Regions from separate parts of the Homo sapiens genome. Here region 2 is linked to region 1. A link is an interaction called in ENCODE POLR2A ChIA-PET data of the cell type or tissue named here. Cell type or tissue: B cell. All regions are shown on one strand. Links, peaks and the distances in the headings refer to the core of each region. The heading gives the core; the rest is flanking DNA. Region 1 overlaps CYFIP2 (cytoplasmic FMR1 interacting protein 2). Region 2 overlaps NIPAL4-DT (NIPAL4 divergent transcript).

Region 1 (2,893 bases), core at 1-2,500:
CCCTCTACTTGTACCCCAGGAGCCACTTGCTGGCCCAATCCTGCCTCTTACTCCATCATGGAAGGTTCTTTGGTTTCCAGGATATGGTCCGTTAGAATCCAGGGCATGGACATCTCGATGGGGAACTGGATTCGTCGGCCCATGGTTAACTCCAGGAAGAATTCTCGGAACCAGAGCTGGGAGAGGTCACAACACTGCTGCAGGGCTTCTGAAAGCATAAGGGAACGAGCCTTTGGTTACTTTTAGAACTAAAAGACCTTAGTTCTCATTGTTTTTATTAATTTTCATTGTTATTGTCACTGTGTTAGGTATGTAGCAGGTACTAATATTGATTAGTAGATCCTGCTCTCTTTTACTTAAAGGCAAGCCTAACATCTACTGCCTCTCAAGCATTTGTTAAGCTTGAGAGGCAGTGGTTGTGGGCTGGTGGGGGAGAAGAGGAGGCAGTGATGTTTTAGAGCTTTAGATGCCCCTATAGTTCCCATCCCTCTCCTACAAAGCCATCACTCTCCTACAAAACCTGCAACCTAAGCATGAAAAGTACGCTCGTGGCCGGGCGCAGAGGCTCATGCCTATAATACCAGCACTTTGGGAGGCTGAGGCAGGCAGATCACTTGAGGTCAGGAGTTTGAGCCCAGCCTGGCCAACATGGCGAAACCCCGTCTCTACTAAAAATACCAAAAAATAATAATAATAATAAATTAAAAAAATAAATAATTAGCCGGGCACAGTGGTGCATGTCTGTAATCCCAGCTACTCGGGAGGCTGAAGCAGAAGGATTCTTTGAACCTGGGTGGCAGAGGTTGCGGTGAGCTGAGATCACACGACTGCACTCCAGCCTGAACCTGGGAAGCGGAGGTTGCGGTGAGCTGAGATAGTGCCACTGCACTCCAACCTGGGCAACAGAGCAAGACTCCGTCTCAAAAAAAAAAAAAAAAGTGTGTTCATTATACAAACACAGTGTCAAGACAGGCCCCCGAGTGCCCACTTTCAACTGGATTGTGGCTCCTTGACTCCTCGCGTGTGATAATTGCCAGATCCCATACAGTTTAGAGACCTTGAAGGCCCTTCCCGGGCTACTCTCTAATGGAGAAGTTTGTACTGTTTGTTACAATCACTCTTGTCAATGCCAGCAGACATATGAAGACTCATGTTCCTGAGATACTACTCTTCCTCTGCTCTGGACATACATCTTACTAAAAGGAGAGGAAGTGTGAAGAACACAGGACTGGGATGCAGCTCGAGAGCCTCCCCTGCTGGCAGCAGCAAGTACTAATTAGCGCTTGGTTGCGGCTGAGTAGCAAAAGTCTAGCATCCGTGTGTCTGTATGTACGTATTCTTGTTTTTGATCCCGCTCTACTAAGGACTTTATGACAAATTAGCCACAAGTATCTCCTGGACAAATTTAGCTAAGTCAGAACAGCTGAGTTGAACCTGGCCTTTCCTAGCTCCAAAAGCCCACTGGAAAGTGTATGTGTTTTTTCCTTGGTGGTGATATGTGCCCCTTAGGGTCAACGGTCACGTCCCTTTGCAATGCCTGGCTTGGTGGTCTTAGCGGCTCTGAGAGCCCTCATCCCCTCCTCCCATGCCTTAGCAGGGATGGGATGCAGCTCACCACTGATGTTGAGCAGATGTGTGAAGAAGAAGGACTGTTTGTGAAAGTCCTCTATGGCGAGGACAATGGGTCCATCCAGGCTGCTCCTCAGGGTCTTCTTGGAGCCGCTTTTGTCTGCAATGAGTGATTCAAGCATGGTCCGCACCATGTACAGCTTGAAAAAGAAAGCAAGATGAGAAGGTCAGAAGCTGGCCCTCTACCCCGGGGAAAAAGGTTGCTTCATGTTGTATTTATGTATTTTTTTTTTTCTGCAGATGTCTGCTCTTAAAAAGCACTGTCCTAAGGAAGCACCAGTTTAAGGTTTGAGAAATAAATGTGGAACTGTGAAAACCTTCATGGCCAACCCGGGCCCCGTGGCATCCCTGGGCCAGTGGACCTGGCCACACCAGGTAGCTCCCTGCTCTGCTTGGCCAAGGGCGTGTATATCAGAGGAGAACCTCATTACGTGTCACCCTGGAGTCACTCCCTGCTTTCCCAGAGGGCCACAGATGCCATGGGTGGAGCACTGGACTGGGAGTCAAAAGACCGGGGTTCAAGGCCAGGCACTGCTGCTGATTTGCTGTGTGACCTTAGGCAACAAAGCCCCCACTCTGGGCCTCAGTTGTCTCATGTAACATGAGGGGGTTGGACCAGATGCCTTCTCACACCAGTCCCTTTCAGCACTAACATTCTGAGGAACTGAGAAATGGGATAAGATCAGAACGAACCCCCTCCCACACCTGTTCCTGACCCTCAGCGTTTTGACCCCATGGCTGAGCGATGGCGCCCCCTTGGTGGCATCAGCTGCACTGCACAGCCTGCTGAAGTTCAGGGTGGAAGGCGGGTTAACATTGGTACTTACACAGGAGGCTACTAGACAATTAACTCCCGCTTACAGGGTGCCTTAAGTGCAAAGGATGCAAGTGCGGTGGGGTGGTTCTCTTTGCTAATCTAGATCTCTCCACATCATTTGTCTGTGAATCTTAGGGCTGGAAGGGGCCTTGAGGAGCCAGGCTAGTCCATTCCTGCTGCCTCCTCGAGAAGGGTACCCAAACCAACCCAGCCAGGCGGTGTGATACCAGGGATCGGCAGCCTCTTCGGCCCTGTGTGCCACCAGTGGGGTGAAACAAAGCCCTCGGGGACCACTGGCAGGCCTAAGACATAGATAGGAGAGAAGGAAGAGGGAATGGGAGGGCAGGAGAGACAGGGAAGAGGGAGAGAGAGAAAGAGAGAGAGAGAGAGAAAAGCAAGAGGTATTGTATACGGTGGGAAAGCCGCCGCGACTGCCGGGGGCCACCT
Region 2 (2,918 bases), core at 271-2,770, 99 kb before region 1:
GAGGGAATGTCCCGATTTTTCCAGGTACCATCTGTCACGGCTTCCCTTGGCTAGGAAAGGGAATTCCCTAACCCTTTGCGCTTCCCAGGTGAGGCGATGCCCGCCCTGCTTTGGCTCACACTCTGTGGGCTGCACCCACTGTCCAACCAGTCCCAGTGAGATGAACCCAGTACCTCAGTTGAAAATGCAGAAATCACCCATCTTCTGCTCATGCTGGGAGCTGTAGGCTGGAGCTGTTCCTATTCGGCCATCTTGGAACCATATCCATGTATGTCTTTCTTCTGGCAACTCTGTACTCACATAAAAGCTGCATTTTCAACATGAGATAAAATATTTTGTACAGAGAGGAAGGTTTTCATGACTCCTGGCATAGCTGCAGCTTTAGCTTCTTTTTTTAAACAGTAGTCCTAATGTAGGATTCATTTATCTTGAAGTGGTAGACAACCCCAGCTGCAGACCTCAATCTATGCGTATCAAGTAATTCAACTTTTTCTTGTAATGTCAAGATTTTTCTCAGCTTCTTGAACACTTCCAGCATCACTAGTGGCATTTTGTATGGGCCTCAGGTTGTTACTGAAGGTTTACAGTATTTCACTAAACATAAGGAAAAATACATGAGAACTGCTGGAGATCTTTTTACTGCTATATGCAATTTACTAGAGGGACAAACTGTTCACATGGAGATGCAAAGCATCACACAACATTTTAAGCAGATACTCACCATACTTGGTCTTACTGCAACAGCAACAGAAAGTGTCTATGAAATTATTACAACAGTACAGTATGTACTCCAGTTAATTTTATGCAGTTATGATTTCATACCACATCTTTATTTATGTTTCTCTTGACTGCAAATGGCACAATGTATGGCATGTAAGTGTGTAAGTTTTCATAAATTTTACCTTTTTCTAATTTCTATATATTTTATGGTAGAAGAGATAAAATAGCACCTATTTATAGTTTATACATTCATAACATTTACTTTTTTATATTTCTAGACTATGCAATGCATCCGTGATTATTTTCCAATTGTTGCAAATCTCAAAAAAGTTTTCCAATAATTTTTTTTTTTTAAATCCATATGTGGCTGGGCATGGTGGCTCATGCCTGTAATCCCAGCACTTGGGAAGCTAAGGAGGGTGGATCCCTTGAGTCCACGAGTTCATAAACCATCCTAGGCAACGTGGCAAAACCCTGTCTCTACAGAAAATACAAAAAAATTAGCCAGACATGATGGCACATGCCTGTGGTCCCAGCTACTTGGGAGGCTGAGGTAAGAGGATCACCTGGGCCTGGGAGGTTGAGGCTGCAGTGAGCTATGATTGTGCCACTGCAATCCAGTCTGGGTGACACAGTGAGACCCTGTCTCAAAAAAAAAAAAAAAAAGTAAAAATCCACATATAAGTGGACCCATGTTGTTCAAGGGTTAACTGTACTAGCTTTTGGACTAGTAATAATTTTTAGTCTCTTAAATCATGCAGGAAACAAAGAATGTGGTTACAGATAATTCTTACAAGAATATTAGCTTTAAAAATTGCCCATGTTTTACCTTTGCTGAGATCTTTATTTCTTCATATAGCTTCATGTTATTGTCTAGTGTCCTTTCATTTCAACCTGTAGGACTCCCTCTAGTTTTTTTTTTTGCAGGACAGGTCTAGTGGTCACAAACTCCCTCAACTTCTATTTATCTGGGAATCTCTTTTTTTCAGTTGTTAAATTTTAATCAAAGCTTGTGTATAAGATTACTTTATTCCTGCATCTTCTCAATTGTTTCTTCCTTGTGTTTGACCTTTTCCTTTCCCATTTGGTGAGATTTGGCTTTCCATTCAAGGATCTTTTTGTGGTCTTTGTCTGTTTTTAGCCTAGTGATAACCACCTTGCTGGGGTGAATGCATATGTGGACAGTGGCACCATTAGCCTTTTCCTGCTGCACCCATACAGTGTAGATAACATATTTCTTTTATAAACCTGGACTACTTTGCCAATTTGCTGACCTTTTATAGTGTCCTCATACAACCTGAACTTCATCATCCTTTCGGATGGGCAGGGACCACACGTTGTACTTCTGTCTCAGCTGTTTGGAAAGAGGGGAAGACATCTTTCTGGGAATGTGGGAAGGTGCTTTGAAATGCCTTTTGCAATTCTTCCTTCGGTTGGAAGTCACAAAGGGATTGAACTTTGTTTTGGTTGCTCCCACTTTGGTGATGGCTGCAAAAGCGTTATCTGGGAATCTTTTAATATCTCCCTCACTTTTTTTCCCCCAGTGAAACTTAATTTATTACCCTAAAATGTAAATTACATAACATTTTCACATATCATGAAATATTATTCCTGTTAATTTTTCAACTATTTTAAACTGTACAAATTATTCTTAGCTCATTAGCTGTAGAAAAATGAGTAGCAAGCTGAATTTGGCTCAAGGGCTGCAGTTTGTTGACTCATGAGTTTATTTTTCATTTTTAATTTTTTTAAAATTATACTTTAAGTTCTAGGGTACATGTGCACAGCGTGCAGGTTTGTTACATATGTATACATGTGCCATGTTGGTGTGCTGCACCAATTAACTCGTCATTTACATTAGGTATATCTCCTAATGCTATCCCTTCCCCCTCCCCCCACCCCACAACAGGCCCCGGTGTGTGATGTTCCCCTTCCTGTGTCCAGGTGTTCTCATTGTTTTATCAGAGACTAGGATTGCAACCCCAGCCTTTTTTTGTTTTCCATTTGCTTGGTAGATCTTCCTCCATCCCTTTATTTTGAGCCTTTGTGTGTCTCTGCACGTGAGATGGGTCTCCTGAATACAGCACACTGATGGGTCTTGACTCTTTATGCAATTTGCCAGTCTGTGTGTTTTAATTGGAGCATTTAGCCCATTTACATTTAAGGTTAATATTGTTATGTGTGAATTTGATCCTGTC

Evidence for each region. Peaks named below come from ENCODE experiments on the same cell type or tissue, not always from the same donor. Only the 100,000 strongest peaks of a DNase experiment are listed, where the experiment ranks them.
Region 2: POLR2A ChIA-PET joins it to region 1 with 6 read pairs; 3 of 35 experiments call an interaction of 5 or more read pairs at or near these places.

Annotation. Positions count from the first base shown.
Region 1 is chr5:157,322,797-157,325,689 of GRCh38, reverse strand. It overlaps CYFIP2 (cytoplasmic FMR1 interacting protein 2), which reads right to left. Exons shown (of 31, transcript NM_001037333.3): 16 at 1,616-1,769; 17 at 52-208. Among named protein-coding and RNA genes, the nearest start is that of FNDC9, 21 kb to the left of the region's middle. In B cell, for the core only: CTCF peaks have their summits at 1,268 and 2,383; a DNase peak (open chromatin) is centred at 1,272.
Region 2 is chr5:157,421,703-157,424,620 of GRCh38, reverse strand. The region is part of intron 1 of NIPAL4-DT (NIPAL4 divergent transcript); the gene reads left to right. It also overlaps the pseudogene RPL26P18. Among named protein-coding and RNA genes, the nearest start is that of NIPAL4-DT, 37 kb to the left of the region's middle. In B cell, for the core only: no CTCF peak of the experiment used is centred there; no DNase peak of the experiment used is centred there.